Linked DNA regions of Homo sapiens: regions 1 and 2 are each linked to region 3. The links are chromatin loops, found by intact Hi-C in ENCODE. Cell type or tissue: heart left ventricle. All regions are shown on one strand.

Region 1 (8,000 bases), 64 kb after region 3:
TTTAATTTTCCAGATAGAATAAAAATATGTCAACATGTTCCAAAATTTGACTTTAACACATTAATAGATCACTGAAAATCTGAATAACAGTATGCACTTGCTGAGGCTGGAGTTAAAGAAGCAATGTGAAATTTAAATCACAGCTCTTGGAACTCTCATATATAAAAAAATGAATAGCCCCAAGTGCCTAGCTATTAACAGTACTTATCTACTATGTCTATATTTTACTGATAATTTCTACAATTTAAAACCGTGGAAAGTCAAGGCTGAGTACATGTTAATTTCAAGCTTCTTCAGTGAAAACATCTGAAATTTGCAAGGAATATTTTTCACATAATGCATTAAAAATAAAAGGAAAAGTAACTTTGCTACTATACTGAGCTTCCTAGCAAGTGTGATAAACATTGACCTCTACTGGATCTGGCAACATCTTGATACTTCAAGGGCATCATATAAATTATAATCACACTGGCCCTTCAGCACCCTGAATATTTCCTTTGTGAGAGATGCCAAGTGTGGTGTAGGGCATGCTGTGGTTTATTTTCTAACATTCAGTCTACTCCTCTCCCATAGCACAGAAACATAGCCTTTAGGATACTGACCTGAGCTAATCATGGCAACCCTATATCCGTTACTGGGGACTGGTTCAGGAATAAGTTCACTACTCAATTTGGGACAATGAGACATGAGAGGAGTATGTCTAGGGCTTCTAGAGAAAGTTGTCTTGCTCCCAAGAGAAAGCCCTAAGAAAACCACATACAGAAAGCCACAAGAAAACCACATACAGCTGACACCATAGAGGTCAGAATGGAGATAGAAGGTACCAGGACCTAGCTCAGATGGCTGGGTGCCAAAATCTAACCTTTAAACATAACCTATTGCTAAAGTTGTGGCTGTGTCAATGCATTTCCTTACCTTTCAACCTGGTTTAAATCAGGTTTTTGGCTATAAGTAGTTAAAGTATGCTAACTGATACAGTATCAACTGGTGGGAGTTAATCATCAATTACAACTTACAGGAGAAATTTTTGGCATTTTCTGTTTTTGAACAGGCTTTCTATTTCTTTTGAGTGTTCTATTTACCATCTACTGTTACCCTAACAGCATGCAAATCTCTGACTGATATATATGTGGACCCTAAGGAAGCATTTCTCCAGTATCACCTTAAAGATTCATACTTTATTTCAAAGTACATTTTGGCTCATATGAGGTCAAGTCCCTTTTAAGTGACTCAATGCCATTCATCCTAAAAAGCCAATGCTGAGAAATGGACTTCTCTCAGGTGAAGAGTCAGGGTTCATAAAAAACTACAGATAGTCCTACATGTGGGCCTTCAAGATTATTTGAAAAAAGTAGAAGGCTGTTTTCTCTGTGCTTCATATTTAGACATAAAATTTTATATTAGCATTATCACTTACTTTTTTCATGTGATACTTTCTCTGAATTCAAAAAATATTTCCCTTATTACAAAAGGTAATAGAAGTTACTATAGATAAATGAAGAAAATGCAAGTTAAGTCTATAGAAGAAAAAAACTTGAATCATACCAACTGATTTCCTTCAGGTATATATCCTTCCATTTGTTTTTTCCTCCCCAAAGTTCAGGTGATACTTATTCACATAAAACACCTATGGAAGTGGATATTGTTATAGACAATTGTATCCTCAAGATTCTTATGTTGATGCCCTAACCCCCAATGTGACTATACTTGGAGATAAGCCTTTAAAGAGGTAATTAAGATTAAATGAGGCAAAAAAGGTGAGGCCCTGATCCAGTATGACTGGAGTCCTCATAAGAAGAGGAGGGGACACCAGGAATGTTCATGTCCAAAGAATATCACGTGAGGACACAGTGAGAAAGTGGCCATCTGCGAGCCATGAAGGAGAGGCTTCAGGAAAAGCTGACCTCGCCAACACATGATCTTGGTCTTCTGGCCTCCAGAACAGTGAGGAACTAAATTCCTTTTGTTTAAGTCACTCAGTCTCAGTCTGTGTTATCTTGTTATGGCCTCTCTAGCAGACAAATACGTACATAACATGTACCTTAAAAAAAAAAGATCTAGAAATGGAACCATACTGTAATACTGTCATATAATTTATTTTTCGTGCATCTTTCCATCGATGCTGTTAAAGACTTTCTAAAACATGTTATAGATGCACAATATTTGATGATATAGATATCACATTAAAAAAAGTTTTCATATTTCTAAGTTTTTTCCACAAAAATCACGTTTAAATAGATACCTTCATAAGCTTAACTAAAAAGGATATGAACACCTTAACAGGCTTTAGCTACATGTCGGAAACTGACCAGAAACATCAATTTAAATGCACACCAAAAATGTATAACAGTGCTTTCCTTTTCACACTCTTACTAATGCTTGGTATTGTAATTTAAGAAAATTGCCCAAGTATATAATTTTTTTTTGTTTTTTGAGATGGAGTTTTGCTCTTGTTGCCCAGGCTGGAGTGCAATGGCGCGATCTCAGCTCACTGCAACTTCCACTTCCCGGGTTCAAGCGATTCTCCTGCCTCAGCCTCCCAAGTGGCTGGGATTACAGGTGCCCACCACCATGCCCGGCTAATTTTTGTATTTTTAGTAGAGACAGGGTTTCGCCACGTTGGCCAGGCTGGTCTCGAACTCCGGACCTCAGGTGATCCACCTGCCTCAGCCTCCCAAAGTGCTGAGATTACAGGGGTGAGCCACCATGCTCAGCCTCATTTTGTATTTTTATGTCTTTGATGAGAAAAAATAAGTTTATTGGAAAAACACTGTGGTAATATAATTTATTTGTCATCTTCTTATGACTTTGCAAGAGTTCTTTACCCTCTACCATATATAGAGTAAATGTTTTCTACATACTAATTTTGCCATATAGCCACTCTTGAGTTTATTTTGTTGGATTTGCTCCTCTGTAAATGCAGCTTCATTTTCTTTATCCATTTTCTATAAGTTGTTTGTCTCTATCTAGTCAATTTGCAAAGTCCCTTCTTTATCACAGATTATTAGTCCTCTGTACACTGTGTTGCAAGTATTTTTATAAATCCATTATCTATCAATTGACTTCATGGCATCTTTTCCAACCCATGTGTGTGTCTAGTCAAGAAAATTTCTGTTATAGCTTCTGGATTCCTAGTTTTGTCTGTCAGTCCCTAATATACATGTATCCTATATTTCTCTGAAAGATGAAATACGTTTTTTTCTTTTAGCCTTATAATCCAGCTTTACTTTCTTTCAAATGGATATCAGTTTTTCAAGCAAAACAACTCCTCGTTTCTCCTTGTACTGAAATACCAAGTTGGTATTTCAATTATGGCACCGATCTCCTTTCCTCTTGTATTAAAATACCAACTTGGTCATTTATTAAATTCTCACATATATAGATATCTAGTTTCCCTTCTCTCTTCTGCTCCACTGATCTGTGAGTATTCTTGCTTCAAGATCACACTGTTTTCCTTAGTGACTCAATATCTGGTAAAGCAAGTGTGCCTCTGTGTTCTTTTTCAAACTATACTTGGCTTCTCCTGGAACAACTGTTTTGCAATACAAACTTGAAGAGCATTTAATTCAATTCCAAAACAAATACCTTATATCCCTCCCAAAAAACCTGTCCTGCAATTGCATTTGCATTATATTTACATAACAGTTTTGGAAGAATTGGCAATTTTATATCCTCTTCTCAACCAAGAAAATGGTATGCTTTTTCTTTCCTTTTGCTCAAATCTTATTTTATGTCTTCTAATAAATTTCAGTTTTCTTCACATAGCTTCTGTGATGTTTTTTAAAAAATTTATTCCTAAACAATTTCATAATTTTTATCACATAATTGTGAATAGAACATAATTGTGAATACAACATGTGTTTCTATTTCTGTTTTTAGGTAATCACTGCTAGAATAGGGACAACTCTATTGTTGTATATATATAGCCAACTTACAAATTTTTTTTATTGTAATTGAAATTTTACTAGACTTTTTGACCTTATAGATTGCAGCAAAAACAGTTTTATGGTCAATTTTCCAGTCTTTTGGTAGTTTTATTGCTTTCATTAACATTTACTTAAAGTTTTGAATTTAAAATGTGAGTTTTAAAATGAGATCTTTAGCATATAAGATGCTGACTGCTGAGTTTTGGTAAAAATCATATTAAAGTAGTTAACTTCTATTTTATTTTCCTAGTGTTTATTAGGAATGGCTTGACTTTATCAAATATCTTTTCAGCATCTAAGAGTAGAATGTTTTTTTAAAAGAAAATATTAGTCAAAGACCTGTATGAACCAGTCTTTGTAGTTAAAAGGAAAAAAGAAAGAAATCCAAAGAGAAATTGAAAAATAATAAAATTATAGTGTAGGCTTCACTATTTCTACCATAACTGAACAACTCCAGTGATAAAAACTAGTTAAATAAAGGAACTGAATAGCTATTGATAAATGTGACTTAATAGATTTATACAGACCTGTGAGAAAACATTTTAAATGGTCCATTTTTAAGGCATAGTAAGTCTAAGTACGGGCAGCTAGCCTGCGAACATAACAAACTGCATGGCTCATGCACCTAGAAGGTCACAAAATAAGGAAACAGAATGTAGAGGAGGGGTCAGCCTCTAAAAGCGAAGAAAGTTTCGTTATTGGGAAATCGAAACTTAAGTGGGGAAGGGGACCAGGGTATAACCTTATAAGGCGGATAATGAGACTTAGGTGACATCAGAGAAGATTGTAACCCCAGAGTACTCGACCAATGGGGAACTGGGGGAGGGACTTGTGTGCTAGGAGATAAATTATCTGTTGTAGCTGGCCTGGGTGTGCCTGCCCACCAGACACCCCATCTTGCAAGATCGCTATTAAAATAAGTCTCACTTTTGCTGTTCTTTGTGCCTCTAAGTCCATTCTTTGGGTTTGGATGGGTGAGTGTGTTTCTCACAGACCCATCTGATACTCAAAAATATTTTAAAGGTATCAGTAACCATGAGCATTTATAAAAAATCTGATTACTTACCTAGTGGCAAGACAATTTAAACACATTTTGTAAAAACTGAGACTTTATGATGCACATTCTCACATCAAGATTCCATAAAAATAAATAATAAAATATTCCTCTTTTTAAAAAAAGTTTAGATAACCCATGGATAAAAGATAAAATCAAAAGGAAAATTACGAATTATCTAAAAAGCAATGAAAAAGAGAATCTATAGGATACAATGAAGACTGCAATAGAAAGAAAAATTTATGACCTTACATGCTTCATTACTAAAGAGGAAAACTGAAAAAGAGAAACTACTCATATTGAAAATTAGAGGGAGAAAAAAAAGAATACAAATGGAAAGAGAAAGAGAAAATTACTAAAGATAAAAAGCAGTACTTAATATAATAAAACTAAAAAATAAATGCAGAAGTTAGTTATTTGACAAGATGAGTAAGATACTTAAACCCTATGGATCTGACTGAGGGGAAAAAGCATAAGTATTTAAGATTACATACAGTAAACTAAAATCATAAATACAGAAGAGCTTAAAGGATTACGAAAACATGAATCTACACACGTGAGAAAATCACAAAGACTTGTATACAACATATATACATGTGTAAATTCATGTACTCATAATCCTTTACATTCATATACCTTGTTTTCATTATCATTTTTCAGACAGGGCATTCAAAATTCAATGTGAAAACAAGAGCAGTAACAAAGTATATTTTATCTTACTGTTGGGCCCAACAAATTTGTTTACAAGTTGCCAAAACCCCTGCAAATGAAACAACAAAAGCCTAAAAGAGGCATGAGCATGTGCATAATCTACTAATTTGCTGGTCTTTGAAATAAATGAGACCAGAGACAGCATATTATTATAGTTTCTATGTTCTGATGTTAGGATTGAAGGTGATTAATGAAGCACGTGGCTATTACTATTTATTGAGTGCCTCTGATGTGCCAGGCATTATTCATGCCACAAATTATCTACAGAGCACTCACGGTGCCAGTCACAGCTGTAGTCATCTGGGGTACATGGGTGAACAGAAAAAGAAATGCTTGCCCTTACAGTTTATCAGTGCACACAGTCACTTTTAAGTATCGTAAGAGCCCTTGAGAAATTATCTTTCTTTTATACTTGCAGAAACTGAGCCACAGAGAAGTCATTTGTTGAAGATCAGTTAGTGGTCACTTATCGTATGACTCTAAAGCCTTTCCACTATGCTACTTTACTTTCTAAAAATGGCATATTAAGAACAGGAGCTACAGAGTCAGACTGACCTGGTTTTGTACCCATCAAAACTATAGCAGACTGTTTAAATTACATTCTTGTAAATCTACAAAATATATAACAATACAGATTAACCCTGTAAAAATATGCCCCAATATAAAGTCTAATGTTATTAATCTCCCTACCATCTTTCTGTGTGATTTTGCATATAACAGAGTTTACTACAATTTCTTTCTTTTCTCCATTGAGAGGAAAAGTAAATTTGGCTGAAGATGGGATATTATCAGTGAGGTAGGGGGCAAGCTGCTGTCTTCAGGAGTAAGACAATTAGAGAGTAGAAGGTCTCTGGTAAGTTACAGATAGCAGTTTTGTCTTTTCCATGGCCCTGGTTGTAATAGCTCTCATTTCATTTCTAACTGAGCTTATTTGGATCTTCTCTCTTCATTTTTTGGTTAATCTCACTAATGGTCTACCAATTTTATTTAACTTTGCAAACAGCCAGCTTTTTGTTTCATTTATCTTTTGTATTTTGTGTTGTTTCAATTTCATTTAGTTCTGCTCTGATCTTGGTTCTTTTCTTCTGCTGGGTTTGAGTTTGGTTCTTGTTTCTCTAGTTCTTTGAGGTGTGACCTTAGATTGTCTGTGCTCTTTCAGACTTTTTGATATAGGCATTTAATGCTATGAACTTTCCTCTTAGCACTGCTTTTGTTGTATCCCAGAGGTTTTGATAGGTTCTATCACTATTATCATTCAGTTCAAATAATTTTCTAATTGTTGACCTGATAATCATTCCGGAGCAGGTTATTTAATGTCCATGTATTTGCATGGTTTTAAGGGTTCCTTTTGGAGTTGATTTCCAGTTTTATTCTGTTGTGGTCTGAGAGAGTACTGGATATAATTTCATTTTTCTCGAATTTATTGGGACTTGTGGCCTATCATATAGTCTATCTTGGAGAATGTTCCAGGTACTGATGAATAGAATGTATATTCTGCAGTTGTTGGGTAGAATGTTCTGTAAATATCTGTTAAGTCCATTTGTTCTAGGGTATAATTTAAGTCCACTGTTTCTTTGTTGACTTTCTGTCTTGATGACCTGTCTAGTCTGGTCAGTGGAGTACAGAAGTCCCCCACTATTATTGTGTTGCCATCTATCTCATTCTTAGGTCTAGTAGTAATTGTTCTACAAATTTGGGAGCTCCAGTGTTAGATGCATACATATTTAGGATTGTGATAGTTTAATGTTGGACCAGTCCTTTTGTCATCATATAATGTCCCTCACTGTCTTTTTTAACTGCTGTTGCTTTAAAGTTTGTTTTGTCTAATATAGGAATAGCTACTCCTGCTCACTTTTGGTGTCCATTTGCATGGAGTATCTTTCCCACCCCTTTACCTTAAGTTTATGTGAGTCCTTATTTGTTAGGTGAGTCTCTTGAAGACAGCGGATACTTGGTTGGTGAATTGTTATCCATTCTGCCATTCTGTATTTTTTAAGTGGAGCATTTAGGCCATTTACATTCAATGTTAGTACTGAGATGTGAAGTACTATTCTATTCATTGTGCTAGTTGTTGCCTGAATACCTTTTTTGTTTTCTTCATTGTGTTATTGTTTTATAGGTCCTGTGAGATTATGCTTTAAGGAGGTTCTATTTCGGTGTATTTTGAGGATTTTTTCAAGATTTAGAGCTCCTTTTAGCAGTTCTTGTAGTGCTGGCTTGGTAATGGCAAATTCTCTCAGCATTTGTTTGTCTGAAAAAGACTGTATCTTTCCTTCAGTTATGAAGCTCTTAGTTTCGCTGGATACAAA
Region 2 (8,000 bases), 76 kb after region 3:
CTCAAAATGAATTCTTGCTGCATTTGGCATGCTCAGCTTATTAATGACAAAGTTATTTACCTGGGCTGGGTTGAATAGTGGCCTTCCTGACCTCTAATTCAGCCCAGTTTTTCAGTTAATCCCAATCCTTTATTCACAAGGAAAACAACCAGAAATTCTTTTAAAAATAGGTGCATGAGTAAAGTATCTTTTTTATTAGCACTAGAATATCTTGTAAAGTTTCATATTTGTAAAAACCTTTATTGGTGGGATAAGATGGAAAGTGAAGGTGGCAAGGAATGCAGATACCTTATAGAGGTTTACTGACTAATGCCAGGGTGAGCTGGAAAGCAGATCTGGTGGTCTGGAGCCTGAATCCAAAAGAGAATGCTATGGTTTTGGTGTTAGAGCCATGTGGGGAAGTAAGTTTCATATTACCATCTTTTCAACACCAGTATTCACTCAGCTAGGGCTGTAATTACTAGCGAAATTTTTATCTAGTTCTAGTGTCTATAAGTAGTATATAAAGATACAAGGTTAATGTATAATCAAAACCAGTGGTTCTCAACCTTTTTCCTACTCCTAGCAGCTCACTAGGGCAGAGATGCTCAACCAGGGATTACGTAGGAAGATGTGTTTGAAAAATTACCCAAGTCATTAGGTGTACTATTCTTGGTCTTCTAAATTCCTCATGTCTAAAATAACATTAAGAAGCCATATAGCTCTACTATAGCACTTGTTACCAGACTTGTTACCATCTACATGATAGCACTTGTTACCAGACACCTGGCACTAGAGATTCTAATCACTGCAATAAGGCAAAAACAAAAAAGGGCATACAGATTAAAAAGGAAAAGTAAAACTCTTTATTCACAAACTATGATGTAGAGAATCCTTAGGGGTCTACAAAACTACTAGAACTGGTAAGTAGATTTAGCAAGGTTACAGGATACAAGTTCATTATTAAATCTATTTCTGGATACTAGTAATGAATAACTGAACACTGAAATTTTATTTTTTTTAACTTTTAGCTTTGGGTATACATGTGAAGGTTTGTTACATAGGTAAACATACGTCATGAGGGTTTGTTGTACATATTATTTCATCACCCAGTTATTAAGTCCAGTACCCAATAGTTATCTCTTCTCCCTCCTCCCACCCTCCCTTGTCAAGTAGACCGCAGTGTCTGCTGTTTCCTTCTTTGGAACACTGAAATTTTAAAAACACCATTTACAATATCAAAGTTATGAAACACTTGTAAATTTTATAAAATATGTGCAAGAATGCAAACTATAAAACATGACTGAGAGAAAGACCCATATAAATGGGAGATATACTATGTTCATAGACTGGAAAATTCAATATTATTAAGATTACATTTCTCTAAAATGCTCTACAGATTCAAAGTAATCCTAATAAAAACTAGTCTGCTTCTGTGTATAAATTAACAAACTGATTCTAAGTTTTATATAGATGTGCAAAGGAACTAGAATAAGAAAACAATTTTGAAAAAGAAAAAGATGGAGGCTTGGCATTAGCTGCTCATTTCAGGACTTACTATAAAGGTTCAGTAATCGAGACAATATTGTACTGGAGGAGAGTTAGACATACAGATCAATGAAACAGAACAGAGTCTAGAAACAGATGAACACAGAAAATCTTTGTGACCTGGACTAGGCAACAGTTTCTTACATAGGACATTGAAGAGCACAAATCATAAACTGAAAAACTGTACTTTGTCAAAATTAAACACATCTACTCTTCATAAGACAGTATTAAGGAAATAAAAATGCAAGCCACAGATTGGAAGATAATGTTTGCAAACCAAATATATTATAAATAACTTGTATCTAAGATATATAAAACATTCTTGCAAGCCCATAATAAAGCAACCCAATGTTTTAAATTGGATAAAAAATTGGAATTAACATATCACCAGTGAAGGTATATGAAAGACAAATAAGCCCAGGAAAAGATGCTTAAATTAACACTTTAGTTACTATTAGGGAAACATAAACCAAAACCACAATAAGATTCTAATATACATTTACTAGAATGGCTAGGTTAAAAAGGCTAACAATATCAGGTTTTGGTCAGGATGGTGAACAACTGGAACCCTCAAATAATACTAATGGACATGTAAAACAGTCTACACACTCTGGAAAACCAGAGAATGACAGCATAGGTATGTGCCCAAGAAAATATATGCCCATACAAATTCTTGTATTAATACAAAAATGTCTGTAGCAATTTTATACATAGTATCCTAAAATTGTAAATAACGCAGGTGTCTATCAGTCCATGAATGGTTAAAGAAATTGTGGCATATTCCACACAATGCAATACCAATCAGCAATAAAAAGGAATAAACTACAGATTCATGCAGCAATATGGATGAAACTTAACAGCATTATTCTAACTTAAACCAGACACAGATGACCACATACTATATAATTCCATTTATATGAAAATCTAGAAAAGGCAAAACTATGGTGACAGAAAGCACATCAGTGGGTTCCAGGGACCAACGTTCAGGGAAGGGGCCTGACTGCAGAGGTACATAGAAAACCTTTGGGGGTGATGGACATGTTTCATATTTTGACTGTGGGTAGATATGTGGCTCTATACATTTAATAAAACACATCTAACTGTACACTTAAAATGAGTACATTTTACAGCAAGTAAATTCTACCTCTAAAAGCTGTTTTTTTAAGGCGTCTCAAATATTTCCCCTAAAAAAATTTAAGTGATATCACAAATCTGTAATATGTGCTATAGTCTAAACAGAGCTTTCTAAAAGGCTGCGTGGATTCTTGTCAAACCAAAATGTTAGAAAACATTATTTAGAGTTTGAAACAAATTTATTCACATGTATGATTTCAATTTTTTTTTTTTGGTATTAGCATTTTATTTGAAACAGGATCTTTTCCTATTCATTCAAATAAGCATTAACATATCCGACAAGCTTTTCATTGTTATTTTGCATCCTTTTTCCTTTCCTGGTTAATGCAAGATATAATTCCCTAATTAAGGGATCACTTTAAGTGCAAGCTGACATTTAAAAATTTCTAGGACGTTAATTTCCTTCAGGGTCACAAATAATAACTACCATGTTTTCTTGCTACTATCTAGAAAGGAAAAAGGTTACATCAACATATTTCTGAAGCAGTTACAAATAGTTCAATTAGAATTCACAGAGAAAACAATAAAAATATTAGAAGAAAAGTGACAATGTGTCTTGCAATCAATATTTTAGAAGCATATAGCTCTAATTTATTAGATTACTACAGTAGTAGCAGGGCTTAGGTGTATCAAACAAAACAAACACATACACACACTCTTGCACCCTTCAATTCCTCCTGTAAAACTCAGAGCAAATATTACAATGACAGTATGGCATCTAATCTGTTTGATTCAGATTTGAAGGATGTATTTTTGCTTTTAATCAATACTATGATTCAGAAACTCAACACATTTGGAAACTGGTTTAAACATCCATTTCAACTTTCTCCTGCTAAGTACTCCCTCCACCAGCAACCAAAATACAACAACAAAAAAACCGTTCACTTACCATTGCAATTCAACAGCAACATTCCCTATCAGCTGTGCACATGGTGTGACAGCTTGTGTCAAAATCACCTTTGAGTAGCTTCTAATTACACATGCACAGTTCTTATAGATGAAACTGGCCTGGGTAAACTGTGAAGACTAACTCAGTGGAGACCACAACTCTCCCTCTGTCTAGTGCCCTCTACCCATTTCCAAGGTAGGGAAGGGTCTCATTTCAATCCCTTACACAAGCTGATCAATTCACTGATTATACTCCAATGTGAATAGATGTCATAAGTCTTGATCATTCAATCAGTCTGAAGACGTAACCGGCAAGTAATCTGATTTAGTACTCTTGATGTGTTTTTTGCAGTATATAATGTACCTTTCCCAGATAAATTCCTTACCACAGACTCAAAGTGCATAAGCCAAACTAGATTTGAATGCCCAGTTCCTAAGGCTTTATTTCCTTTCACTTTACACATTTACATAAGTCTTATGGAGAAAGACTTTTTGATATGTGGTGTCTCTTTTCTCCCAGAAACTTATTTGAGCCTATTAGGCACAAGTTTTGGTGGAAGTATTTAAGTTTTTCGGCAGGGAATGAAGGCTAGTGGGAGTCCTTGGTAAATTCCTGATCACTGGCCAAAAGCAGCTCCTTAGTACTGCTCAACATACATATTTCCTTAGTCCATTCTGTGTCCCAGTTGCTTGGATTTGAGGACTTCATGACTTTGCTTTTCTCAAAAACTTCCAATAACTTCCTCACTATCCTTCATTCTCATCCTATTTCACTGAGAAAATCAATCAAAAGAAATTTGCACAACTCGTACCACCCTATATACTCTCCTACTACTGTGTGAGTTCATACACTTTGCCTTCTTTTTTTCATAAGGAGGATCTGTCCACGCATGTATTTAGGGCCAATCCCTCCACCTATGTCTTCTATCTCACCTGCTCTTGCCTACTCAGGAACAGAGCCCCAGCAATTCCCCTTTAATCAGTCATTCTATCTTGACCATCAACATATTATAACTTCTCCCATCATTCCCTCTTGGCTCACCTCTCCTTCTAGTGACCACTCATCTCTGTGTTCACTTACACAGCTAAACTTCCTGAGCTGTCTATACTCACTGTCTTCAATCCTCTTTCATTTCTCTCTCGAACCCATGCCAATGAAGCTTCTGCCCTCATCATTCCACCAGAACTGTCCTCGGTGACCTTTATGTACCAAATCCAATGCCTCCCTCCCTCTTGGCTTCCTGGTCACCTTACTCTCTTGGCTTTTCCCCAACTTCACAGGCCACTCTGAAGTCTTCTTTGTGGATGGCCTGGTTCTCCGATCCCTAATATTGTACTGCCTACTATTAACTAGGCTGGGATCTTACTCTTCTCCATCCACACTCATTCCTTAGGTGATCTCTTTCAGTCTTGCAGCTTTAAATATCATATGTGGTCATGCCTACCAAATGTGTATCTCCTGCCTCTCTCCTTTCTAGACTCACATATTTACTAATTTCATAACTCCCTATGGATATCTAATAAGTAGCTCAAACTTAACATGGCTTAAATGGAACTGCTTTTTGGCCTTTCCCCCAAAACCTGTACTTACCACAGTCTTTGTTGCAGTTAAAAGGCAAAACTGCCTTTCCTTCAGTTGAGGCCAAGAACCTTGCAGTCACACTAGTTCCCTCTCATTTTCTTATACTCCACACCCGACCCATCAAAAAATCCTATTGCTTCCATGTGGGGAAAAGCAAGAGAGATCAGATTGTTACTGTGTCTGTGTAGAAAGAAGTAGACATAGGAGACTCCATTTTGTTATGTACTAAGAAAAATTCTTCTGCCTTGAGATTCTGTTAATCTATAACCTTACCCCCAACCCCGTGCTCTCTGAAACGTGTGCTGTGTCAACTCAGAGTTAAATGGATTAAGGGCGGTGCAAGATGTGCTTTGTTAAACAGATGCTTGAAGGCAGCATGCTCCTTAAGAGTCATCACCACTCCCTAATCTCAAGTACCCAGGGACACAAAAACTGCGGAAGGCCGCAGGGACCTCTGCCTAGGAAAGCCAGGTATTGTCCAAGGTTTCTCCCCATGTGATAGTCTGAAATATGGCCTCGTGGGAAGGGAAAGACCTGACCGTCCCCCAGCCCGACACCCGTAAAGGGTCTGTGCTGAGGAGGATTAGTAAAAGAGGAAGGAATGCCTCTTGCAGTTGAGACAAGAGGAAGGCATCTGTCTCCTGCCCGTCCCTGGGCAATGGAATGTCTCGGTATAAAACCCGATTGTATGCTCCATCTACTGAGATAGGGAAAAACCGCCTTAGGGCTGGAGGTGGGACCTGTGGGCAGCAATACTGCTTTGTAAAGCATTGAGATGTTTATGTGTATGCATATCTAAAAGCACAGCACTTAATCCTTTACATTGTCTATGATGCAAAGACCTTTGTTCACATGTTTGTCTGCTGACCCTCTCCCCACAATTGTCTTGTGACCCTGACACATCCCCCTCTTCGAGAAACACCCACAGATGATGAATAAATACTAGGGGAACTCAGAGGCTGGCGGGATCCTCCATATGCTGAACGCTGGTTCCCCGGTTCCCCTTATTTCTTTCTCTATACTTTGTCTCTGTGTCTTTTTCTTTTCCAAATCTCTCGTCCCACCTTACGAGAAACACCCACAGGTGTGTAGGGGCAACCCACCCCTACACTTCCACCTTAAAATGTATCTAGAATCCAGCCATTTTTTGCAACCTCACTAATTTTACCTCACTCTCCACTTCTCTTTCCTGCATTATTACAAATAACTTTCTAATTGGTTTCTCTGTTTGCCCACCTGCCCGACCTACAGATTTTTCTTAACATTACAGCCAGAGTAATCCTTTAATAATGTCAGTCACAATCTTATAACCCCTCCCCCTTCACCCCTTCTCCCCAGTGGCTGCCCATCTCAGAGAGAACACCAAACTCCCATGGTGGCCTATCTGGCAAACATTTACCTTTCTGCCCTCATTCTCTGCTACTGCTCATGTGACTTGATCTGGTCTAGCCACACTGCATCTCTTGTTCTTCTTTGAACACACTAGGCACATTCTCATCTCAGGCACGTTATTGTTCCTTCTACTAGGGATCCTCTTCCCCCAAATTCCTCTTTTCAGGGGAGCCCTGACTACCCTACTTCAGTCTTCCCTCTTCCTTGATTTATTTTCTCTGTAAGCCCCATCATCTGACATACTATAAATTTTACGTACTTATTGTCTAAATTTTTGTTTATTTTATTCATTGGTGTATTCCTGTGCTGCTTCAGTGAGCTCAGGAAATATATAAATTGAATAAGCAGAAAAGGGGAAACTGAGCTGAGCTTCTGTCTCTGGGGTACTTCTTGGCAGAGAGCCTAAGAATAGAGCCTTCCCTAACAGCCTGCAGTAGAAAGGTGCATTATGAGAGACTGTCGCTGGAAAGTAATTGTGATTAATGATCCCTCAGACCATAGCAGAGAAGGCAGACAGGAATTTGTGCTTCTGTTCTGGACATGAGACATTCTTTGCCAAGCCTTAGATACTCTGTAGTTCTGCTACTTGCAATCTGTGCAATCACTATATTATTGTTAAAGCACTGGGGTTCTTCATGAGTTGTCAGGCAAGCTGAGATAATAATGTTTCAGAGGATATACTGGGAAGTCAAGGTCACATGTATGTGGTGTTAACAGTAGGTCAACAGCACTAAATGACCAACATCTGAATAGGCACAGGGCGCCACAAGGACAGGAAGCTAGAGACCTCTTCAATGATGATAGGTGCCTTTTATAGGTTTAAGGAGCTTATGTTAGTTTGATATGCTCCTCTCTCCCTCTCCCTTCAAACCGTGATATAAATACTCTTTAGTTATGGCATATTTGACGATGTTAAACATACAGTGTTGTTTTTAAACTGAAATTCTTTCCTGACATTCTGGAATGCAATCCCCTGTGCTTGCTTCATTTTCTCTCTGATAACAACAGAAACTTCATTAAACATTCCCGAATATAGCCTCTTCATTAATTAAGGTATTACTGTAGAAGTACTTGTTTCCTAATCAACTCTCAAGACTGTGTCTTTAAATAGAACCACCAACCTCCTCACAGAAAGTCTTTTCCTCACAGAAAAGAAAGCTTCATTTTCTACTGTGCTATTTTTTTTCTTTCTATCCACAGGACACATGGGAGTCCCACCAGCTTGAAAAAAATTTCACAGAGCTGGCATTTCCATCAGTGCAGACACGGCTCTGAAAACAGTAATTGCTGCCTTATGGGCATGATACGCCCATTTCTACTCTGACCTCCTCCCAGGAGAAACTCTTCTGCAAATGACCACAGTACTTCACTTGAGTTCTGCGTCATCCTCCTCCTATTAGTTCAAGTGGTCTGCTAAGCGGTTCATGAACCACTTCCCTCAGCTGACCCAGATGAAGTAAGCTCTTCTTTGCTGCTA
Region 3 (8,000 bases):
TTTACCCACTCATCCATACACTAAGTAATGTCCTATTCTCCAAAAGCCGCTGGAACTGCTGTCTTGGGAGGGGCAGCTCAGGGCTCTGCAGCCCCCAGCACAGCCCAAGTTCCACTAGGAAATTACCTTAGGTTTGAGTCCCTTAGGTCAACTCTTGTCCCCTTTCTACCAGATCCCAACCCTGTCTCTCCCTTCCCAAACCCCTGGTTCTTGAGCCTGTAAGACACCTTCTGCTGATGTTCTCTGGGTCTCAAATTTGGTCCTTTCTCTAGATTTGGTCATTTTTCTCTCTCTCTTCAATTATTTGATACCTGAACCCAGCATCTGTCTGTAACTCAGCTAAAGAGACCTGGAGCCAAGTGCTCCCCCACCTCCTCCCTTTCTGATTTACTGCCTGGAGACCTTTGCAGCTCTGACAGTCCCAGCGCCCAGATCACACAGGAGGCACCTGCTCACCCTGTAGGTAGGAATCCTCCAACCCACACTTGAGGCATTTGTGTTGGTAATTTAATTTAAATGCAGAATGAAAGATGCTCATCCTGGTAACAGTTCATCTTACTCTTCCTCAGGCTTGCCCTAAAAATCCTGAATCTTGCTTCAGACTTCCCTTACCCCAGGTCTCAGCTTTGGGTCACCTGCAAATGGGGTACCTCTGCTCTCTGTGACTTCTTGGAAGCCAGAGAGAAAAGTGTTCTTTCTGACCTGGTTCACCCAACTGCTACCCTGGCAGGTGTCTCTCAGAGCTTTCTCTTGCCCTCATCCAATTTCCCATAACATTAAGTGTTCAGTGAAGTTGGAGGCAAAAATATAAATGAACAAACTCAGTTTCCTTTTTGTTTCTCCTGTTCCTCCTGTCTATCTGCCTTTCTATGCATCATGCTAGATAAGTCTGAATCAGCCAAAGAGAGTCACGGAATTTTAGCTCTTGGACCATGTGCCTGCCTCTGTGTGTGTGCACAGATGTGTGTATGTGTATGTGCGTGTGTGTGCATGTGTGGGGGGTATGTTTATACAAAAGAAATGTGTGAGAGACAGAAGCAGAGGCAGGAAGAAATGAATAGGAATGACACTTTTTTTTTTCTTGAAGGGAGAGAGCCAGAAATTACATCCGCTCAAAAATATCCTGCCTCTTTCATAGATAAATATAGCATCGTGAGTAGATGTATCACTGAATGATACTTTCAAAAAAAATCTGGGAAGGTCACTTGAAGAGGCTGTCCCTGCTGGCTCTCTCCCCTTGCTTGACTGTCCCCCAGTCCCTCATTCCCTCCCAGAGCTCTCAGACTATGGTCAGGAATAAGAGGTGGGGGAAGTGTACAGGCTTCCCACTAGGCATTCTGGAAAGGGGAGAATAGCAGGAACAATGGTGCTGCTTAAAACAGACTACTGGCCAGAGGCTCCAGGTGACCAAATGTCTCCCTCACAGGGAGGCACTCGAGAATCCACACCTCCCTGTTACAGAGAAGTAAAAGCTCAGCACGGGAGGCCAGCCCCATAGAAATGTATTTACCAGGTGTGCTGGTTGGTAGCAGGTAATTGGAGCTTAAGAATACTTGATTTAGTTCCAAGGGGTAGAGTAAAATGGTTTAATCCCTGGCGAGGTGCAGGCAGCTGCCAGCCAGAAGGGACTCCAGCCCCTGACAATGGGAGGCAGAGCGGTCATAGCACTGTGTACCAGCTGAGCATCAGTTCCACTTAGACTAACATGCAACTGATCCTTCCAACAGTCCGCAGAGGTAGACATTGCCATCCCATCTACAGCTGGAGAGACTGAGGACAGGAATGAGTCAGTGATTTATCCAGGGTCTCGTGGTCAGTCATGGTAGAGCTGGGCTTTGTCTCTTCCAAGTGTCAAGAAAGGTCCCCTGCCTTCCACTCACTCCACATGAAGGAGATAAGAGGTTCTGCTGGCAAGCCAGCCCAGCCTCGCCTGTCAGCAGAAGCCCGAGCCAGCTGTGATCATGGAAGGGCAGCTCCTGGGTCCTAACCCCTGTGAGAACAGAGAGCTGTCAGGTAGCTGCAGCTCCTCCATGAAAAAGCAGGGGCTAGGGGCCATTTTGCAGTTCTGAGCTTCTCAGCTCCTGATTCCTGTGGAGCACCCTTCCAGTGCCTCAAGGCAAGGCTCAGCATTGGTCCATCCAGCTTGGCTGTAGGCTGGGACACCTCTCTTACCTGGACAAGTAGTATCACCCTTTACTGTGCGTTCTGAGCTTCTTAACATCTGTATTCATCTGCTCGAGCTGCCATAACAAAATATCATAGACTGAGTGGCTTATTTCTCACAGCTCTGGAGGCTGGAAGTCCAGGATGAAGGGACCAGCACTGTCAGGTTCTGGTGAGGGCTCTCTTCCTGGCTTGTAGGCAGCCACCTTCTTGCTGTGTCAGAGAGAGAGAGAGAGAGAGAGAGACAGAGAGAGAGAGAGGAGAGAGAGAGAGAGGAGAGAGAGAGAGAGAGAGAGAGGAGAGAGAGAGAGAGGAGAGAGAGAGAGAGAGAGAGAGAGAGAACTGTATTCCATTGTTTCTTCTTATCAGAGCACTAATCCCATCTGATCAGGACCCCACCCTTAGGTCCTCATTTAACATTAGTTACTTTCTTAGAGGCCTCATGGGCTGGGATTTAGGGCTTCAACGTATGAATTGTAGGGGAACATGAAAATTCAGGTCATAACATCTTTTGGAGTCAGACTTGGATTCAGTTTTAACCTCTACCCCTCTCTAGCTCTGGAAAAGTTCATGCCTCATATTACTTTCCTGTTGTTGCTGAAACAATTTATCACAAAATGAGTAGCTTAAAATGACAAATATGTATGATCTCACAGTTCTAGAGGTCAGACACCAAAATCAGCCTCACTGGCGTAAAGCCACGGTGGTGGCAGGGCTGCGCCCCTTCTGGCTCTAGCTAGGAGTGTCTTCACTTCCTTGACTTTTGCAACTTCTAGAGGCTGCCCGTGTTCCTCGGCCCATGGCACCACATCACATGGACAACAGCTTCCGTGGTCATATCTACTCTCTGACTCTGACCCTCTTGCCTCCCTCTTGTAAGGACCCTTGTGATTCCATTGAGCCCACACGGATAATCAGGGTCATCTCCCCATCTCAAGATCCTTTACCTGATCACATCTGCAAAGTTCCCTTTGCCATGTGAGAAAACCAATCCATAGGCTTTACAGATGACGATGGGGACTTCTGATTTACTTTGGGCTTTGTGGGCTGAGGGCATCCTGAAGTGGCCTAGCTTGGGGCCTCTCCATCCTGTGTTTATTAAACTGGCCTGGATCATCCTGAACCTTGCTTCAGATTTCTCTTACACAAGGCTCCCCACTCCCTGCCTCGGCATTGGGTCAGCTGCAGTTCTGCCCTCTGGGTGTCACTGGAGACACAGAGCAATGCACAGAGCAATGGCTCCTGCTGACCCAGCCCCGGACAGTACCTCCTGGGGTTCTCTCTCGCCTCTCCATGTGCCTGAAGACCAGGCATGTTCCTACTGAAGCTGGGACTCAGCAACACCCGACCTTCCTCTCAACTCCTCCCAGCCTCTGGACTGAGGCTGACCCTGAATTCCCAAGTCTGGTTCTCAGCCACACCTGCCCCACACCGAGGCCTGAACCAGGAGGGCTTAGGGCCCATGGCAGTTGGTCGAGCATGAAAATCCCGCAGGCCCAGGGCCACGTGCTGTACCAGGGAAGACTGCGGGTGGGGGTGGGGTCGTCTCCCTCTTCATGGATCTTTCCCCTGTGGGCAGCCCCCACCCCCAACTTCAGAAACCAGCATCTTCACACCTCCCATCCCCTGAGAGCGGATGTGATCAGGTCAGCTTGGAGCTGCCTCAGGCTCTGGGGCTTTTCCCCAGATCTAGGCCACAAGCCTCCCATCGCAGGGAGCGGGGAAGGAGTTCAGGGCCATGGACTCACTGGAGGGGCAGGGAGGGGCCGCTGGCCCTGAAGCAGGATTCCCACGCAGAGCTGGTGAGGGCAGCTGGGGTGACATCCCCAGACTAGAGCCAGGCAAAGCCCCTGTTCAAGGCTGGAGCCCCCAGGGATGCCCCAAGGCCTCTGAGTGGGGGCTGTGGTGGGGTGGTGGGTCAGCTTCTGTGAATGAAGCCCATGGCTCTCCAGATCTCCACATCCCCCAGTGTGGCCTGGGCCTGTTGTTGCCTCAGCACTGGAGAGGGAGGAGGGCTGAGAGAGCCTCTCTTCTTCCACAGTTTGAGCTGCCCCCTCACCAGCTGTCTGGTCCCCTGTTTCCCTTGGGCTGAAGCTAGGTGGAGAAAAGGACACTCCAATTGAGCCCCTACAGGCAGGAAAGCCACACAGGTAGAGTGACCACATACTTTCCTGCCTAGAACCTCCATGGACATCTCCTGCCCAGCTTCCCAGCCTCCTCTGTCACAACTCCTTCCATTTCCCATGAGTTCCAGCCATAATGGCCCAGTGGCCACACCCGAAATCATGCACCTCTGTGCCTCTGAAACTGTGCCTCTGTGCCTCTCGAAATGCACCTCCAGGCCTCTGGTCCTTTGCACATGCTCCACCTCTGCTTCTGCCATCTTTCCTTTGCTCCTCCCCCTCAGGGGGCCTAGCCATCCCTCACGCCCAACTCAGACAGCTCTGTGTGGTGCCCCTCTTGCACCCCCAATGTGATTACTGCTCCTTCCTCAGTATCCCCAAAGGGTGTACACAGCTCTTCCCTGACATGCAGGGCATTGGCAGAAGTGTGGTCTCTGTGAGCCTGTCTCTCCCCGGGATCGTGAGCATCGTGAGGGTGGGAAGCAGGTCTTATTTTTGGAAACCCTAAGGACTGCCACGAAGCTGGACTAAAGGAGGTGTTCAGGAGGGGTTCACTGCCTTTATGAGGCACCAGCTGTGTACAATGTGCTGCCCAAAGCATTAATGTTCTGGTGTTTTAGCAACTTTATAAACCAGGTGGAAAAACAAGATACCCACCCTGCCTGGCAGGAGAGGCTCTCACTAAATTGAACCAACAAATAAGCAAGATACAAAGAAACAGAAGAGCAATGAAAGCAAGCGTAGTTTATACCGGGGGTCTCCAGAGTGGGGCATGTCCACCAAATTCATTTGTTCCCAATGCAGGATCAAAATGTGGATGCTCTGTTTACATTTATTTATATCCTTTCACTTTTCCATGCTTTTCTTTTTTAAAAGTTTTAATGTGTATAATACACAGATCTGTACAGTAATTTACGTCAAATAATTTGTAAATGAATACAATATACATTTAACAGGGGGCAAGCTGAAAGATGTTTTAGTCATATAACTTTGGAATAAATTGGGTTTAAACTGTGCTAAGTGAGAGCCCTGTAGTAGGGGGAGCATCAGAAATGCTTCCTGGTGACGTGGGCACCTCCCAGCCCCATTCCCCCCTCATTAAGGACATGGACCCTCAGGGTCTGAGTTTCTGCCCAGATGACAGGCCCTTTCCATCCACTACCTGTGGCTCAGCCCCTGCCACCTGGTGCCATCATCTTCCCAAGCCAAGGCAATGATCCAGGGACACCTTCTCCCGAATAGGGTACTTGGCCTGCCCTGCTCCCTCCTAGGGCCTCACCTCTGCCTGCAGGAAGGAGGGGTGGCTGGAATGGGCCGCTGCTGAAGCCAACCTGGGAGAACAGTTCCGACGTGGGGAATGTGGATGGAATTATTTTCTTCAGATTTCCCAACAAAAATAACTTGGAATTTATGTCCTTGGACATGCTGTTCCATGTTTCTGCTCAAATTCCTCCCACTGCTGCCTAGGAGCCTTTAGATTTGCAAACAGCCCGGTCTTGGCATTTGGAGGTCAGAGCCATCCATCTTTATTTTAACAGGGATTCTTTAAGTTCCCACTGAGCACCAGGCCTGAGGCTGGGCCTTGGGGATTCCAGATGAACTCAGCACAGAAGGGGAGAGGGGCAGGGACCTCTTATTTGTGATTTTATTGTTATCTTTGTGCTGGGCACTTAGTAAGAGATGAAGGCCTCCTGCCAACCTTTGAGGGACAGATGATCATTTTCCCATTTTACCAATGAGGAAATCAGGATCTGGCAGGCTGAATGTCTGTCCTCTCCCCACCCCGTCACCAGGAGGGATGAGGGATCCCACCAGAGAGGCTGTAAGGCACTGACTGATCAGGCCACAGGAGAGGTGACAAAGGCTGATATTTGGCTCTGGCCTGACCCACTGGGACCCGGCTTCCAGCTCCTCACCTGGCGATGAGGCAGGAGGGTCACATGTCCCCTGAGGTCTCTGCCAGCCCTGACCTTCTTGGCTCTGTCTGGGCTCATCCGACCCTACCCTGCCTTCTCCATTTTCCAGTCTGAGCCAGGAGCCCTTCAAACGGTGGGCCACCCAACAGGGACCTGGCACCACTGTGTGGTGTCTGAGAAATTGCAAACAATGATGACAGGCAGTTTCCTTCCTGAGAAGTAGGGAGGCACACGAGCCTTGTTCTCCTCTGTGCCCATTCCACCATAGGTGCAGGGGAAAAGTGTCACCCTTTCCTTGGTCTCATAGCCTCTGGGGCATTCTGTGAATGAGTCTGAAAACAAGCCATTGCAGGGAGGGAAAAATAAGCTGCTTACCCCAGAATGGCTCTCTGAAGCTCTGCCGGCCACCTCCTCCCAGGCCTTTGCAACAGAGACACCCTCCTCTGTTGACAGGGTAGGTCACCCTAGGAATCAGGCAGTTCTCTCTTAGGTGTCAGCTTGCAGCACTCCCATGAGGACAGGCTGGGTCAGGAGCCCACCCTCTGCTCTGATGAACTCCCACAGACCCAGGATGGAAAGGCCACAGACTCCCTTTTGCAGCTTTCCCTGGTGGAGGGACAGGTTGAGGGACAGGCTCCAGGCCAGAGGCACTCGGCTTCCATCCAGGGAGAAAAGCTGTGCAGACACGTTTCCCTCGCTAGTCACTAGGACTGAGAGCAGGGAATGAGTGAAGCTGGGACCAGCCAGGCCATGGTGCCAGCTGTGCCTGAAGCAAATACTAACAACAGCTATAATTAGCAGTAATGACCCGAATGGCTAGCATACTGTGCTGATGGATTTACAACAGGGGCGGTGGGGCTGTGGAGAGAATTCGAAGGGTCTGTGAACTTGAATGGGGAAAAAATTTATATCCTTATTTTCACTAACCTTCCACTGAAATTGAGTATCTCCTGCTCTTCTGAATGTAGTCAACAGGCCTCAGACATTTTAGCAGCATCTGCGACTTGCCAGTAGAAATCAAAGTTACATTTCATATCACTGCATTTGTTACGATATCTGAAATTATTGTTTAAGCTAATCACTGCTTCAGAATTATGGGGGTTGCGAGATCTGTCACTAGATCTTGTTTGTCGTGTTAACAAGAATCTGTGATGTGATATCAAAAATTTTAGCTTCTATAAAAATATTGTGATAACTGTATTTCAATGTAATTGGTGTTATCCTATGTCTTCTGTTTCATGCATTTAAAAATATAGCTCTGAGGAGGGATTCAAAGCTTCACCAGGCTGCCTTAACGAGGAAGAGAGGGGCTGCTCTACTGGCATAACCTTGAACAATGCTCCCAACCAGCCAGTGTGGGGGCAGGGCTGGAAGGACCTAGGTTGGCCTGCATACATTTTGGGGGTGCAGATCCCTTTGTTCAAAAAAAGTTTTTCAGGGGCTGGGCGCGGTGGCTCACACCTGTAATCCCAGCACTTTGGGAGGCTGAGGCAGGTGGATCACTTGAGGTCTGGAGTTTGAGACTAGCCTGGCCAACATGGTGAAACCCCATCCCTACTAAAAATACAAAATTTTGCCGGGCCTGGTGGCATACACCTGTAGTCCCAGCTACTCAGGAGGCTGAAGCAGGAGAATCACTTGAACCTGGGAGGCAGAGATTGCAGTGAGCCAAGATCGCAGCACTGCACTCCAGCCTGGGTGACAGAGTGAGACTCCGTTTCCAAAAAAAAAAAAAAAAAAAAAAAAAAGAGTGTTTCAGGAAGGCCAGCGTGACATCATATAAAGGTGGGACTGCTCT

Evidence for each region. Hi-C counts contacts between places; a loop is a spot of excess contacts. Peaks named below come from ENCODE experiments on the same cell type or tissue, not always from the same donor. Only the 100,000 strongest peaks of a DNase experiment are listed, where the experiment ranks them.
Region 1: a loop joins it to region 3, with 4 times the contacts of the local background. A loop is called at or near these places in 8 of 110 quality-filtered maps.
Region 2: a loop joins it to region 3, with 2.3 times the contacts of the local background. A loop is called at or near these places in 7 of 110 quality-filtered maps.

Annotation. Positions count from the first base shown.
Region 1 is chr2:30,623,994-30,631,993 of GRCh38, reverse strand. All of the region lies in intron 5 of LCLAT1 (lysocardiolipin acyltransferase 1), which reads right to left. Among named protein-coding and RNA genes, the nearest start is that of CAPN13, 180 kb to the left of the region's middle. RefSeq lists an enhancer at 4,458-4,797 and a silencer at 6,425-6,625. In heart left ventricle, no CTCF peak of the experiment used is centred here; no DNase peak of the experiment used is centred here; H3K27ac peaks cover 1,050 bases.
Region 2 is chr2:30,611,713-30,619,712 of GRCh38, reverse strand. All of the region lies in intron 5 of LCLAT1 (lysocardiolipin acyltransferase 1), which reads right to left. Among named protein-coding and RNA genes, the nearest start is that of LCLAT1, 170 kb to the right of the region's middle. RefSeq lists an enhancer at 5,763-6,760. In heart left ventricle, no CTCF peak of the experiment used is centred here; no DNase peak of the experiment used is centred here; H3K27ac peaks cover 774 bases.
Region 3 is chr2:30,687,955-30,695,954 of GRCh38, reverse strand. No RefSeq gene overlaps it. Among named protein-coding and RNA genes, the nearest start is that of CAPN13, 120 kb to the left of the region's middle. In heart left ventricle, a CTCF peak has its summit at 3,361; DNase peaks (open chromatin) are centred at 6,268 and 6,873; H3K27ac peaks cover 6,275 bases.